2 separate regions of the Homo sapiens genome follow, and region 2 is linked to region 1. Evidence: read pairs that join two places in POLR2A ChIA-PET (ENCODE). Cell type or tissue: PC-9. All regions are shown on one strand. Links, peaks and the distances in the headings refer to the core of each region. The heading gives the core; the rest is flanking DNA.

Region 1 (8,347 bases), core at 1,554-6,553:
TGGCAAATCTGAAATTTGTAGAGCAGGCAGGGAAGTCAGGCAGGATTTTCATGTTACAGTCTTGAGGTAGAATTGCTTCTTCTCTGGGAATCCTGTTTTTGCCCTTAAGCCCTTTAAGGGATTGAGGCCTATCTACATTATAGAGGGTAATCTCAACTGATTATAGATGTTAATCACATCTACAAAATACCTTCACAGTTACATCTGTGCTTGTATCTGTCCAAACAGCTGGGCACCATAGCAGAACCAAACTGACACAAAATTTAACCATCACATATACATTGTGCAATTTTGCAGATAGTAAAATATGAGTATGGAGAGTACTTTCTGGTAGGTCTTATGAGAAGGCAGCATGCAGATTAGCTTGATCAGAGCCAATAAACTAGGTGTCTTCTTGCCAAAGTTCAGTGAGTACCTGAAACAAGGGTTGGCAAACTGTGGCCTACTGCCCATTTTTATAAATAAAGCTTTAGTGGAAAACAGCCATGCTTATTCATTACATATTGCCTATGGCTGTTTTAGTTTACAGTGGCAGAGTTGAATAGTTAAAACAGAAACCACATGGCCTGCAAAGTCTAAAATACTTACTATGTAATCTTTTACTGAAAAAGTTTGCCAAACTCTAAAGGTTACACATAGAGAAGGCTCTTATGGTTCTTGCTCTGTTATGGTCCATGCCTAGTTTAGTGTTTCCATTCAAGTGTGAATGTATACTGATTAGACATTACAGTAGTAGCAGTGTTTCATTGTTTGTTTGTTTTTTAGACAGAGTTTTGCTCTTGTTGCTCAGGTTGGAGTGCAATAGTGTGATCTCGGCTCACCGCAACCTCCGCCTCCTGGGTTCAAGCAATTCGCCTGCCTCAGCCTCCCGAGTAGCTGGGATTACAGGCATGCGCCACCACATCTGGCTAATTTTGTATTTTTGATAGAGACGGGATTTCTCCATATTGGTTAGACTGGTCTCAAACTCCTGACCTCAGGTGATCTGCCCGCCTTGGCCTCCCAGAATGCTAGGATTACAAGCATAAGCCACTGTGCCCAGCCATGTTTCATTGTTTGAAGCCACAAATTTATTAATAAAAATTATTAACTGCTTAGTTTTTATTGCATGGCCATTCAGATTGTCTTTTAGATCAGATGCTGAGTTCAGCTTTTATTGATAAAACATAGATGAATACTGTTAGGTTTTAAATGAATACTTGCATATCTTTGGGAAAGAGGAAAAATACTTTTTCTAATAAAATTTTATCAGCATAATATTATTAATATTGTATCTATTTTCCTTCTTTTAGGAGGGTAAAAAGACATTTCTGTTCCCAGCTCATCCCCTATTTTTAGATAATGGATAAAAAAATTATAAACTATTATTTCTCAATTTGGCTGCTCTTATATCTATAAAATTGAATTAGACTACAAGAGGTAAGATGTTTGTATTTCTAAACCAAAGAATACTTGCAGCTGTAGTTAGTGGAGAGAATCTAGGCTCTAGATTCAGGCAGTCCTAGGTTTAAATTTAGTGGCTTATAACAACTATTTTATTTGCTGATGACTTCGTAGGTCAGCAATTTGGGCTGGACTCTGCTACATGGTTGTTCTGCTGGTCTGGTCTGTCTGGGGTCACTCATGTGGCTGCAGTCGTCTGGTGGCTGCACGAGGACTGGATGGTCTAAAATGGCAGCACTGATAATGTCTGGCACATGATGCTTGCTGGTGTGGCTGGGTGGCTGGGCTCTTTTTCTGTCATGCTCTCCTACCCTCAAGGGGGCTAGCTTGTTCACAGTGTGCTAGCAGCATTCCCAGAGTAGAGCAGAAGCAGCAGGATCTCCTACAAAGGTCACTTCTGCCACATTGTATTTGTCAAATTAAGTTACAAGTCCAGGCCGGATTCAAGGATTCAACGGATGAGGAAATAAATGTCATTTCTTGATGACAGGAGTGGCACAATCACATTGCAAAGGGCTGGGCTTATAGCAGTGAAAGAAATGGATAGTGGCTGCATCATCCACTGCATCATCCACCGCCTTAAATTAGTTCCTTTATATCCCATTTGGAAAGTAGAAATAACAGTTTGACTTAACTTGAAGGGTTCTTCTTCAAGTTTAAGAATTGTGTATATACAACACTTAAGAGGTTTTTTCTAAACAATTTTGAAATATAATCCTTATTTATAATGCTGTGTTTTTATTATAGATCTAAATATGAGAACAAACATTCTTTCTCATTATTAATTTGGCCATGTATTTTTAATATGGGAGACATGTATTAAGACTCACTGGAAGGAAATCCTGTGTGAAATAGCTGTGTTTGGGGGAAAGTTATGCATTGGTGCAGAAGTATTATTCATTTAATAAATAAAAGGAAGAGCAGCTAACTTTTAATATGTTTACAAAAACATATGCTTTCCTGTAACCCTCTGCTTTTATATATATAACCTTATAATTCCCATTTTACATTATAAAAATATTGGCTAATAGTGTAATGTTTGTTTTCAGTTTAGTACTTGAAGAGTCTTTTGAGTTGTAGCGAACCTATTTTTGTTTAATTAATATTTCTTTACAAAGCCAAAGGTACAAAAATATCTTTTGTTTGTTTTTATTGTAATCAAACCCCATCAGAGGCTCTTTAATAAGTGTATCTGTTTTGCCTTTTACTTTGTTGAGAATAAACATAGCTTTCTAAAACTCTCCTGTTTTGAGATACATATCAAACATTGGCAAAAATATTTGTTAAAATTCACCGTAACTATTACTGTGTTCATTGGTATATATAGGGATAGAAGGCACAGTGACCCTCCTTGGTTTTTAGCTTTATATTTAAAAAATTTTACTTATGACATTTAGGCTTTTTAAGAACTCTTGTCGAATACACTTTTCAAAAAATACCAAGGAACAAAATTTATTTTTTTCCAAATAACCAATTGTGTAGTATTTTTAAGGGAATATTAAACAAAATCTTATCCAGCCTGAAAGCTTCATTCTTGTATGATACACATTATAATTTGTTCTGTTTAAGATCTATGTATATATTTACTTAGTAATTTAATGCATCTCCTCTTGAGGAAGGGTAAAATAAGTAATATTACAGTACAAATGATAACTGTTAAACGTGGAGAAGCCACATCTTGTCTATATTTTACATAAACTGTTTTAAGTGCCCAGACAGTTCTAATAAAGTAACAAATACCTGCATTAGGGAGGGGCAGACAGTCTGGTATTTGTACAACAGACTAGAATAGAATCAAACCGGGTGGTTAGGAAATCTTGGCAAAGCAGTGGTTTCTGAGTCTTTCTGACTCCAGTTCTTCAATTTTTTTTTTCAGATTTCATGGCCACCTTAGATGCTGAAGAGGTTAGATTTATTATTTAAAACATCATCATCTTTTTTGTCCTTTATATTTTTATGTAGAAGAATCCGGTAAAGTGAGATTAAGCCTGTTCTTGCCTTGGTCAGGAAAATGATTGATAGGATATAATTTTCCCTTTCTTCTGTTTGTTCCATTGAGTCCAAACTACATACTTTCAAATCATACAGTGGAAGGATAACAGAAGTGAATGAGGCATAATTAACTAAGGATAAGGGAAATAATAAAGAGAAGAGAGTCAGGGGTCAGGGAGAAAGAAGCTGGCTGTACAGCTTTTGTTTCCCCGGTATATTTTAACATTCTTTTCCTTTTCTATTACATAAGCTCTAATTTGCTGTTATGTAAGTGGGAGTAATAAATAACCTTTGGACTAAATGGAATGGGGGAAATATTTCTAGCCATCATCAATCCAGTGAACTGTAGAACAGTTCTTAATTGTGCAGCCTAATCTTCAAGGAATGTTTATGCTTCGTAAGCTTTGCTGTCTGCTGTTTTGAATTGTGATAGAGCTTGTGTAACAGAGAATGTTGGTAATTATAGGGTACTATAGAAGCCTGTGTACTTTTTTAATTAGGTGTTTTGGGGGAATTTGCCTAAACATCAATGATGTTTAGTTTTATTTAGGATATATATTTTTCCCATTGGAGAAGACTTTCTTTTCTTGGAGCCTTATCTGGAGGATGGTGACTTTATGAAACTCTGTTTTGGGGAGTGCTATTTTTATGGTTGTTTTTTTAGCATGGTTCATTGTAAAGTTTATTTAGATTTCTAGGTTTGAAGTGGGTGAGGTATATAAGATATCTATTATATTAAGGTAATTGATCCATCTTATAAACATTTCAAAGCAAGTTAAGATTCAGCTGGTAATATTGCTCAATATAAATTCTTGGAAGTGAAAAAAAATAGTATGTCAGGATGAGTTATTTTTGTAGACTTGATTCCAAAGTGACCAAAAGAACTTCATGAAACTACAGTTGCCTTAATCCTTCAAGAAGTCCCTTTTGAAAAATGTTTACGATAAAACTGAGGAATCCCATATTATAGATCTGGTGGTGTCTGCCTTCTTATCTCATCCTGGGATTGTCTTACTCATTATGCATCAGCTACATTGGCCTTCTTTCAGACATCCAAGCTCCTTTCACTAGTTGTTCCCACTGTCTGGGATGTAAATTCCTTGTCACTCGGCTATCACCGTCAAGATCACATTCTTACAACAGCCTTTTTCAGTTACCCAACCTAACAGTCAACTCTCAGCATTTTCATCACATCTCCTTCCCTATTCTTTCTCGCTCTGTCGCCCAGGCTGGAGTGCAGTGGCGCGATCTCGGCTCACTGCAGGCTCTGCCTCCTGGGTTCGCGCCATTCTGCCTCAGCCTCCCGAGTAGCTGGGACTACAGGCGCCGGCCACCGCGCGCGGCTAATTTTTTGTATTTTTAGTAGAGACTACTAAAAATACATCACTGTGTTAGCCAGGATGGTCTCAATCTCCTGACCTCATGATCCGCCCGCCTCGGCCTCCCAAAGTGCTGGGATTACAGGCGTGAGCCACTGCGCCCGGCTCTCCTTCCCTATTCTTACGTGATAGTTTGTTTTCCTTGGTTGCTTACTTATCTTTCTTCATTAGAACATCAAGTTCCATGGGAAGAGAGACTTGGGCTGTCTTCCATGCCTGACAGTAGTAGATGCTTCATAAAAGTTTGCATATGCAAATATGGAAGTTTTCATCCTTTTTGCTATAAAGGATATCTAAGTTTATTATGTGGAAATTTTAAAAAGATACTTTTACATTGAAGATTTTTTTCCAGATGATTAGAGAAATGGAAATAGCTTAACTAGTACAAAGAGCACTGGACAAGAAGTCAAAACAACAGGATTCTTTAATCATTCTGCAACTAATTACATTTGCCTTATAGCAGACCAAATCCCCTAATCTCCTAGTGACTCCATTTCTGCATGTATAAAATGAGAAACAGGGTTAACTTTCCGTATGATATAAGGAGGCAAGTGAGGGCAGCACTGTGCAGGGAGTTTTGGACTCCATTAAAGAGCTTTGTATTTATCCTACAAGCAATAGAAAGCTACTGAAAGGATTTTAACTGAGGTGGGACAGGATATAGGGAAGTGGTGGTGGTGGTATGATTAGGTTTCCTTTTTAGAAAAATTACTGACCGCAGTGTGGAGAACACAAGGAAAGGGGCTAGAATGAACGAGAACAAACCATTTAGGAGATAAATGCAGCCATCCTGGTGAGGGATGGTACTAACTTGGAATAGGGTAATTTTGATGGACATGGAGATGAGCAGATGGATTTCAGTAAGATGGGGAGGTAAAATCAGCAGGATTTGGTGATGGGGACCAAGGAAAGGAAGGTGTCAAGATTAATATCTAGGTTTCTGTCTACACACAACCAGATAACCAGATGGATTCTGGTGTCTTTGCTGTGTTAATGAAACTTGGAGTAGGATCAGAATTCAGGAGGAAGAGCATGTTTTTGGTTTGGGACATGTAGGTACTTTTAAAACACTCAAGAAGAATCATGAAGAAGGTATATGGAGATATATATATATATATGCCTGGAGCTTAGAGGAGCCTGGGTTGCAGATGTGTTTCTGAGTCATTTGCATGTAGCTTTTAATTGATACATATATCATGAATATAAAGTGCTTTGTAGACCATAAAAGGCCATACGTTGTGTTTGTCGTTTCCTAAATTTGTGATGATATTTCAAACCTGGTGATTTTCTGCTTACCTTTTAATAGATAGGTTAGTCATCTCTATAGAACTTTTCTGACTTTCCCTCTTTTGAACTATTTCAGTATTTCACACATAATTATTGTGGTGGTGTTATAGTATACTGTAATTGTTTTGTGCATGTTTATATATGTATCTGTCTGCCTTATTATACTTTGAGATCAGTTGAAGAAAGTAACTGGGTTTAATTCCTGTCACCTGCTTGAGGCCAGGTATCATGTCTATTTTCTTTCCCCTGGTATATCTAGCACTGTAAATGGGGCTTGGCACTATCAACTGATCATACATATTTGAATGTTGAGTGAAATATTTATATCCCTTTGCGCATAGGTGTTTAGTAATTATTTTGTTGTTGTAATTTTTTTTTTTTTTTTAGTAGAGATGGTTTTGCCATGTTGGTCAGGCTGGTCTTGTCCTCCTGACCTCAAGTGATCTGCCCGCCTTGGCCTCCCAAAGTGGTAGGATTACAGGTGTGAGCCACCGTGCCCGGCCTAATTTTTATTGAACAAATGAATTATCCAGGCTTCTGGCAGTTCTTTGGTACTTATTTTATAAACATTATGTAAAATACACATTTTTTTGCTGCCTCTCCTTATATTAGGGTTTAAAACTTTATTTTGGGGGTTTATGGATTCTATATTGTGCAAAGGAGGTCAGTGAACCCTTTGAAAATAAATATAAATTTTTCTGAATATGTGCTTTTGATATTATGATGTAACAAGAAAGATGTATTTGATCCCTGTTTCTGGTTTCTGGCAAACAACTGCTAAAACCCTTGGAATCTCCAGAGAGATAAGAGTGCCTTTTGTATGCTAATGAGATGACTGGGAGCCCCTAGATAGTTTCAGGATGGGGACTGGTCTTCCAGAAAGACCAAGCCATGATTAGAGGGTTGGAACTTTCAGCCCACTCCAGCCTCAGGGGCGGGGAAAGGGGCTGATGGTTGAGTTGATCACCAATGGCCAGTGATGTAAAAAGTCATGCCTATGCAATGTAGCCTCCGTGAAAGCCCCAAAAGGACAGGGTTCAGAGAGCTTCCTGGTTGCTGAACATGTGGAGGCACCTGGAGGATGGTGAACCAGGAGAGGGCAAAAAAGCCCTTCACGCCTTCCCACATTCTTTGCCTTTTGCATCGCTTCGATCTGCAAGCTTGGTAACATCCTTTACAATAAACGAGTAAGCATAGGTAAAGTGTTTCCCTGAGTCCTGTGAGCTGCTCTAGCAAATTAATCATGGGTCATGGGAACCCTGATTTACAGGCAGTTGGTCAGAAGCACAGGTCACAAGCTGGGGCTTGCAGTTGGCATCTGAAGGGTGGGAGTGACAGTCTTATGGGACTGAGTCTGTAGGTCTGTGCGATCTGACACTATCTCCAGGTAGCTAGTGTCAAAAATGAGTTAAATTGTAGGAGACCCAGATGTTGTGTGCTGGAGAATTGCTCTGTAAGTGGGGAAAACCTCTCTGCATTTGGTCACGGAAGTATTTTGTGGTGAGTGTGAGAGTTGGGAAAAGTTTGGTTTTTCCTATCTCACAGAGTGCTTATATGCAATTATAAATAAAAAGAGGGTCCATTGCTTTTCTCAGATTTATTTTTTATTTATTTTTATTCATTTTTTGGAGACAGGGTCTTGCTGTAACAGACAGGCTGGAATATAGTGGCACGAACTTGGCTCACTGCAGCCCCGACTTCCCAGGACTAGGTGATTCTCCCACCTCAGCCTCCCAAATAGTTGGGACTAGAGGTGTGTGCCACCATACCTAATTTTTTTGTATTTTTTGTAGAGAGAGGGTTTCGTCATGTTGCCCAGGCTGGTCTCAACTCCTGGGCTCAAGTGATCCCAAAGTGCTGGGGTTATAGGCGAGAGCCACCACACCCTGCCTCATTAGATTTTTAAAGGGATCCATGACACCAAAATTATTAAGATCAGTGAATTAGATACTTTTGTTCGGGATGACTCCTCTTGGCTTTAAGCAGTTTTTTATCAAAGTTTTGCTATCATCCTATATAAATTACCTTTAGGCTAAAACTAGTTACCTAATCATTTTAGCTATGATTTGTTGACTAGCCATTAAACAGTATAAGGTATTTCATATGGATTTGCATATATGTTAAAGTCTACTTACTTATTTGCATCTACAAATTTCTTAGGAGACTTTCTGTCTTAAATATTGAATAAATTAATATTCAGTATTGGACTCATAGGCTTAAATAAATCTTGTTCAGACTTTTTAACA
Region 2 (7,381 bases), core at 1,562-6,561, 120 kb before region 1:
TCTGGTCCCAGGCATTTTGGATAAGGGATACTCAGTCTGAACCAAGCATTTGGACCCAGGCAATCTTAACTCTAAAGCCAGGACTCCTAGAGCTGGCAGCCCTAGGAAATTACACTCCCATCTGTAATTCCAGCACTTTGGGAGGCCAAGGCAGATGGCTTGAGAGTCAGTGATCATGTATCCACATGGAGATTGCACCACTGCAGTGACTCCTGAGAGGCAGTGGTCATGTATCCACATGGAGATCGCACCACTGCACTCCAGATCTTGTCCTGAACCAGCTAAGAAATCAAGCTTTTATTCTTTAATAAATATGGATGATCTTACCGAAAGGTCAAGTAACTCTGCTATACTGTCTTCTAGAAACCAGGATTTGAGGGGATGGAGTAGAGAAGGAAGAATAAGAGAGTATATGTGAAAAGCATTTTGCCCGTGGCAGAGCGCCACATATATGTCAGCAGAGGGTGTTATTATAATAATTATTATTATTATTATTTTGAGACAGGGTCTCACTGTGTCTCCCAGTCTGGGGTACAGTGGTGCAATCTTGGCTCACTGTGACCTAGACCTCCCGGGTTCAAGCTCTCCTCCCACCTCAGCCTCCCAAGTAGCTGGGACTATTGGCATGCACCACCACACCTGGCTAATTTTTGTTGTTGTTGTTGTTGTTTTGTAGCAACAGGGGTCCCACTCTGTTGCCCAGGCTGGTCTCAAATTCCTGGGCTCAGGCCACCTACCTCAGCCTCCCAAAGTGCTGGTATTACAGATGGGAGCCACGATGCCTGGCCAGTTATTATTTTTATGATCCTCCATGCTTGTTAAAAATGAAAGATTGACTTCTTAGCTGTTTGGGGGCAAACCTCTCCTTCTGTGGCCATGTGACCCAGTGTCAATTCCTAGGGCTGCTGTAACAAAATACCATGAGCTGGATGGTTTAGAACAACAGAAATATATTGTTTTATGGTTCTGGAGGCCTGAAGCCCGAAATCAAGGTGTGAATAGGGCCATGCGCCCTCTGAAAGTACTAGAAATGGATCCATTCTAAGCATCTTTCCTCGCTTCTGGTGGCAGTCTTTGGCATTCCTTGAGTTTTGCTACATCACCCCAGTCTCTCCCTTCGCCTTCACATGATGTTCTCTCTGTGTGCATGTCTGTGTTCAAATTTACCCCTTTGGTAAGGACCCTAGTTGTGTTGGATTAGGGGGTCCACCCTACTCCAGTAAGACCTCATCTTAATTAATTGCATCTGCAGTGACCCCCATTTCCAAATAACATCATACTCCAAGGTATTGGGGGTCAGGACTTCAGCATATGAATTTTTGGGGGACACAGTTCAACGTTGACCCTAACACCCGGTGTCTCCTTCTGGTCTCAGTGGCACCACTGCAAGTGGAGGTGAGAACGAGCGTGAGGACCTGGAGCAGGAGTGGAAGCCCCCGGATGAGGAGTTGATCAAGAAACTGGTGGATCAGATCGAATTCTACTTTTCTGATGAAAACCTGGAGAAGGACGCCTTTTTGCTAAAACACGTGAGGAGGAACAAGCTGGGATATGTGAGCGTTAAGCTACTCACATCCTTCAAAAAGGTGAGGCTTGGTTCTCAGAAGCTGCTTCAAGGATTTCAAGTTTGTTTTGGGTTGTGGTTTTAAACATTTTTTTTAACTCCCTTGAAACCTGATGACGAACAATTTTTAAAATTAAGTCTGTGCCTGAAAAAGAGAAAAATGGCTAGGAGAAGGGATTTAGTATTGTTAGGAATATACTCCCACACTATTAAAAGGGTCCTGGGCATTGGGACAAATCTCAGCTGGCAGCAGTTATGAAACAATGTTACTTGTTCTTAGTAAAGTTCAGGCACTTTTGCCAGGCAAGTGGGTGGCCAGGAGGATGTGATACCAGGACAGACGGACTCGAAGGCCTTGAGAGATACCTGCCAGGCCTAAAATTATATGAAATTCAAGCTTTTCATTTGTCAAGTTGAATAAGCAAAGGGAGAGAATGAGCACCCAGAACTCTCAGAAATGAGCCTTCTCTAAGACACACATGCTCTGCCTGTGTGACGCCATCATCCTTATCTATACAATAGGGAGATGAGATTTGTAATTATTGCTGCCATCTGGGCAGCAGACTGCTTGTCCCTGCCATATATAGATCCAGTGTTTGGGCTGTGTACTGTCTACTTCTCAGAGAGTTGACAGACTAGTTGGAGTAAGAACTCTGTGTCTCCCTTAGGGGAAGTGCATTTACTAGAATGGAAAAGCACTACGCGGCCTGTTGCATAACGGGATGCGTAACAAGTGGGTCCCGGCCAAGTTGTCTGTGTACTTTGTCAGAGTGCACTGGAGGAGAGCTTTTCTCCTTGGACCTCTTCCCTGCCTCACCCACTGGTGTACTCTGCCTGGCCCTGTCGCTCTTTTTCCTTTATTCATTCATCAAATATGCTCATTGTCTCTGCTGAGTGCTGTGCTAGGCGCAGGATGTACAGAGTGAAGATCGTACTCCCCCTGTCCTTGACAAGCTCACAGTCCAATAAAGGAGAGAGATCTGAAAGATTACAATGTGACCACATATAGTAGGACAAAAGAGAGAACACAGTATTATTGGGAACTAGTTGATCAGAGCAACTAACCCTGCCTGGAGAACTGAGAAGTCTTCCCAGAGAAGGTGACATTGAAATAGGATTTTGGAGGATGAGTAGGAGTTTTCTAGGTACAGGGGAATGGAAGGGATATTTTAATGGTCAGAGAACAGTGAGCAAACCTTCATATGAAAAGTGTTTGTGGGGGATCCCAAAATGAAGCAGCCAGTGGAATCATCCAGCACGTCTCTTTATTCCTCCCCAGGGACCCCAAGAGTCAGCCTGTTTTGCTTTCCTCTTTAAGCTGCCACTTATGGTCCTATTTAGGAATGTTCTTCTCTGTTGAAACCTGGCTGCAGAGTACAGACAGACTCCCTAACACCTCCAAAATCAGAGCAAAGATCCTTTTCATTCTGAAGGATTTCCTATTAATCACAAAAGGGGAACATACATGACAAAGGTAAAAAGCACAGGGAAACCTTAGAGTTCTTCTAGCAATTGCACAAGGATGAACGCTCCCTGGTCCCTTTTCTCAGGTGCTACCTGGACCTTCCTTATGAATGGTCATGGACCCAGGCTTAGGATGCTCAGACTGTAACCGAGATTTCCCAGTGGACCTTGCTTCTGGCTCAGGAGGGATATTCAGTCCTAGCCAGAGCCTGCTTCTCTTGCAGTGAGATGTGGTCCCCCACAGACTTCTGTAGCCCTCTGAGTAAGGCAGTGCTGTGCTTTCCCAGGTGCTCCTAGCTCAAGCTTCAGGCTTAGGAAATTGTCTCTTTTTATCTCCCAAGTGCTCCCTCCCTAGCTGTTTTCGGAGAAGGCTTCACCATGTTTCACCCCACAGTGAGCCACTGCCTGGCTTTCCCACAGCCTCACACGCACCCGCAGTCATCAGCTTCACCCTTTCTGGATTCCTCATGGACTCTGTCCACCTGAAATCCGACCCTTTGCCTGGGCCTGCTTCTCTGTGCCCTTGGACCCGTGTTCTTCTAGTAGCCTAAGTCTGAGCCATTTCTCCCAGAGACCACAGGCTACAGTGGACAGTGCTCTCTCTCTAGGAGCCTGTGTATAGTAATGGGTCTGCCAAGGTTTCCCCATCTTGCCCAGTGAGTGAGCCTTTCCTTCTTGAGTTTCATGAAGTTCCTGTTTTATGCTCAGAGGCACCTGGAGTTCCCAGTTCTTTTGCAGAGCAGCTTGTTGGCCTGTTCTCAGAGGACTCAGGGGGATCTCGCCATTACGGGCTCAGGTTACCCACCCCACCCACCTTCACTATTTGTTTGGGATGACTCATTCCCCCTGGCATTCCCTTCACCGGAAGTGGGCCTCTAGAAAATTACTGTTTTACAGTATAAATATAGCTTCCATATACTGCAACATTGATACAATTTCCACCAACAAAGGAGGAGGGAGGGATTATTTCACCATTCTTAGTGAGGCCCAAGTTGGATTTAATTTCAAGTTGAAGTAGTCCATGTCATTCTCAGGAGATATTGCAGTGAAATGCGAAAGATCTTTTGGAAACTTCTCTGTATCAAATGCAGAAATGCAGAAATACTGCTTTAGAGAAGCATTTGAATGTTAAAATCTCCAAATCCTATCAAAATAATAGCATGTAATATTGGAAGTAATGATAGCACATGATTACTTAGTACTCACTGTGAGCTAGACACTATTCTGTTTTATGTGTAAATGAGTTTGTATGTGTCTGTACATACATATGTACATGTATATATTGATTCGTTTAATCCTCAGGACAGCTCTTTGAGATGGCACTATTAACATCTCCATTTTCCAGGGCAAGTCGAGGCACTAAGAGGTTGAATAACTTTCCAAGTCTTACTTCAAGCTAGAGGTGGGCCTTTGATTTGTGTATACAGCAGCCTTGTTCCAGAGCCTGCAAATTTAACCTCTAAACTTGCACAGAATGGAATATTTCCATTTTCATGGACAGTTCTGTTGGACAACACTGCTGTGGTGCCCTTGTTTGAAATGGTAGAACTTGTTTTCATTCACTTATTCATTCACTAGATTTTTGAGTGTTTACACATACCACGTATGATTCTAGACACTAGAATACAGGGATTCTAGTGTTACAGGGATAAGGAAGTGAGGGAGGGAGCTTATAGCATACACAAGGATGGACAAGGACATTAGATACTATTTCAGATTTGCTTTATGTTCTGCAGGTGAAACATCTTACACGGGACTGGAGAACCACAGCACATGCTTTGAAGTATTCAGTGGTCCTTGAGTTGAATGAGGACCACCGGAAGGTGAGGAGGACCACCCCCGTCCCACTGTTCCCCAACGAGAACCTCCCCAGCAAGATGCTCCTGGTCTATGATCTCTACTTGTCTCCTAAGCTGTGGGCTCTGGCCACCCCCCAGAAGAATGGAAGGGTGCAAGAGAAGGTGATGGAACACCTGCTCAAGCTTTTTGGGACTTTTGGAGTCATCTCATCAGTGCGGATCCTCAAACCTGGGAGAGAGCTGCCCCCTGACATCCGGAGGATCAGCAGCCGCTACAGCCAAGTGGGGACCCAGGAGTGCGCCATCGTGGAGTTCGAGGAGGTGGAAGCAGCCATCAAAGCCCATGAGTTCATGATCACAGAATCTCAGGGCAAAGAGAACATGAAAGCTGTCCTGATTGGTATGAAGCCACCCAAAAAGAAACCTGCCAAAGACAAAAATCATGACGAGGAGCCCACTGCGAGCATCCACCTGAACAAGTCCCTGAACAAGAGAGTCGAGGAGCTTCAGTACATGGGTGATGAGTCTTCTGCCAACAGCTCCTCTGACCCCGAGAGCAACCCCACATCCCCTATGGCGGGCCGACGGCACGCGGCCACCAACAAGCTCAGCCCGTCTGGCCACCAGAATCTCTTTCTGAGTCCAAATGCCTCCCCGTGCACAAGTCCTTGGAGCAGCCCCTTGGCCCAACGCAAAGGCGTTTCCAGAAAGTCCCCACTGGCGGAGGAAGGTAGACTGAACTGCAGCACCAGCCCTGAGATCTTCCGCAAGTGTATGGATTATTCCTCTGACAGCAGCGTCACTCCCTCTGGCAGCCCCTGGGTCCGGAGGCGTCGCCAAGCCGAGATGGGGACCCAGGAGAAAAGCCCCGGTACGAGTCCCCTGCTCTCCCGGAAGATGCAGACTGCAGATGGGCTACCCGTAGGGGTGCTGAGGTTGCCCAGGGGTCCTGACAACACCAGAGGATTTCATGGCCATGAGAGGAGCAGGGCCTGTGTATAAATACCTTCTATTTTTAATACAAGCTCCACTGAAAACCACCTTCGTTTTCAAGGTTCTGACAAACACCTGGCATGACAGAATGGAATTCGTTCCCCTTTGAGAGATTTTTTATTCATGTAGACCTCTTAATTTATCTATCTGTAATATACATAAATCGGTACGCCATGGTTTGAAGACCACCTTCTAGTTCAGGACTCCTGTTCTTCCCAGCATGGCCACTATTTTGATGATGGCTGATGTGTGTGAGTGTGATGGCCCTGAAGGGCTGTAGGACGGAGGTTCCCTGGGGGAAGTCTGTTCTTTGGTATGGAATTTTTCTCTCTTCTTTGGTATGGAATTTTTCCCTTCAGTGACTGAGCTGTCCTCGATAGGCCATGCAAGGGCTTCCTGAGAGTTCAGGAAAGTTCTCTTGTGCAACAGCAAGTAGCTAAGCCTATAGCATGGTGTCTTGTAGGACCAAATCGATGTTACCTGTCAAGTAAATAAATAATAAAACACCCAACTGGGAGTGCTGACTTTGAGGTTATAGATTGTGCCTGACAAAAGTCTGTGCCTGTCTGACAGAGCTGTGGGTGGTATGTCATGAGGCCCTGAGGAGCTTAGCAGAGACATCTTTCTTTTCTTTAAGAGAACATTTAAAAATTTTTTTATTTGTACACATTTATGGGCTACATGAGAAACTTTGTTACATGTTTATAATGCATAGTGATCAAGTCAGGGCATTTAGGGTTTCTCACTGTACCCCAGGGCAGCCCCAGGGCTCTCCTTGGGCTTCTGGCAGCCTGAGTGGTGTCTCATCACAGGGAATTTTACTGAGCAAAGGCAGCTTGGCGTATACTGAGGGTGTACAGTCCAGGACCCACAGCATTGATCTCACCTGGGAACTTATTAGAAATCCAGATTCTCAGGCCAACCCTAGGCCCACTGAATTAGAAAGTCTGGGAGAAAGGCCTGGAATTTGGGTTTTAACAAACGCTGCAGGTGATTCTGATGCACGCTGGAGAACCACTGGATGGACAAAGGCTGCAGGACTTGAGGTCAGTCCATTTGACCCCCAATCTCTCACTATTTTGTGACCTTGGGAAGGTTACTAAGCCCCGTGAACCTCATCATCTCCCTGTGAATTGCTTTGTTACGATGTCCATGTCTGGAATGCAGCTGGCCCTCCATAAATGTTAGCTCTCTTTCCTTCTCACTTGGGTTAATGTTTGTTATCATCAGGAGCTGCCTTGGTGTAGCAGAAAGAGCATTGGCCTAGATTCCAGTGTTGGCTTATGCTCTGGCTATTTGGCAGGATTTAATAGAGCTTGTTAATAATTATTGAACAGTGATTAGGTGCCAGGGACTATGCTAAGAGCTTTCCATGCATTATCTCATTTAATCTGCCCAAAAACTACAAGAGAAATGTTCAGGTATTATCTCTATTTTATTCCAGAAAAAAACAGACTTTACTTGGGTAATTAACTTGTCTAAGGCTTAACAGCTAAATTGGTAGAGTTGGGCTTGAAACTAGTGGTCTGGCTTTGGAGCCCACACTGTTTAACCACTAAGT

What was found. Peaks named below come from ENCODE experiments on the same cell type or tissue, not always from the same donor. Only the 100,000 strongest peaks of a DNase experiment are listed, where the experiment ranks them.
Region 2: POLR2A ChIA-PET joins it to region 1 with 5 read pairs; 4 of 35 experiments call an interaction of 5 or more read pairs at or near these places.

Annotation. Positions count from the first base shown.
Region 1 is chr15:70,709,637-70,717,983 of GRCh38, reverse strand. All of the region lies in intron 1 of UACA (uveal autoantigen with coiled-coil domains and ankyrin repeats), which reads left to right. Among named protein-coding and RNA genes, the nearest start is that of UACA, 50 kb to the left of the region's middle. RefSeq lists enhancers at 4,189-4,728, 7,253-7,753. In PC-9, for the core only: no CTCF peak of the experiment used is centred there; DNase peaks (open chromatin) are centred at 3,253 and 3,763; H3K27ac peaks cover 1,964 bases.
Region 2 is chr15:70,830,500-70,837,880 of GRCh38, reverse strand. It overlaps LARP6 (La ribonucleoprotein 6, translational regulator), which reads left to right. Exons shown (of 3, transcript NM_018357.4): 2 at 1,376-1,586; 3 at 4,765-7,381. The coding sequence ends at 5,829. Among named protein-coding and RNA genes, the nearest start is that of LARP6, 20 kb to the left of the region's middle. In PC-9, for the core only: no CTCF peak of the experiment used is centred there; a DNase peak (open chromatin) is centred at 3,810; H3K27ac peaks cover 2,055 bases.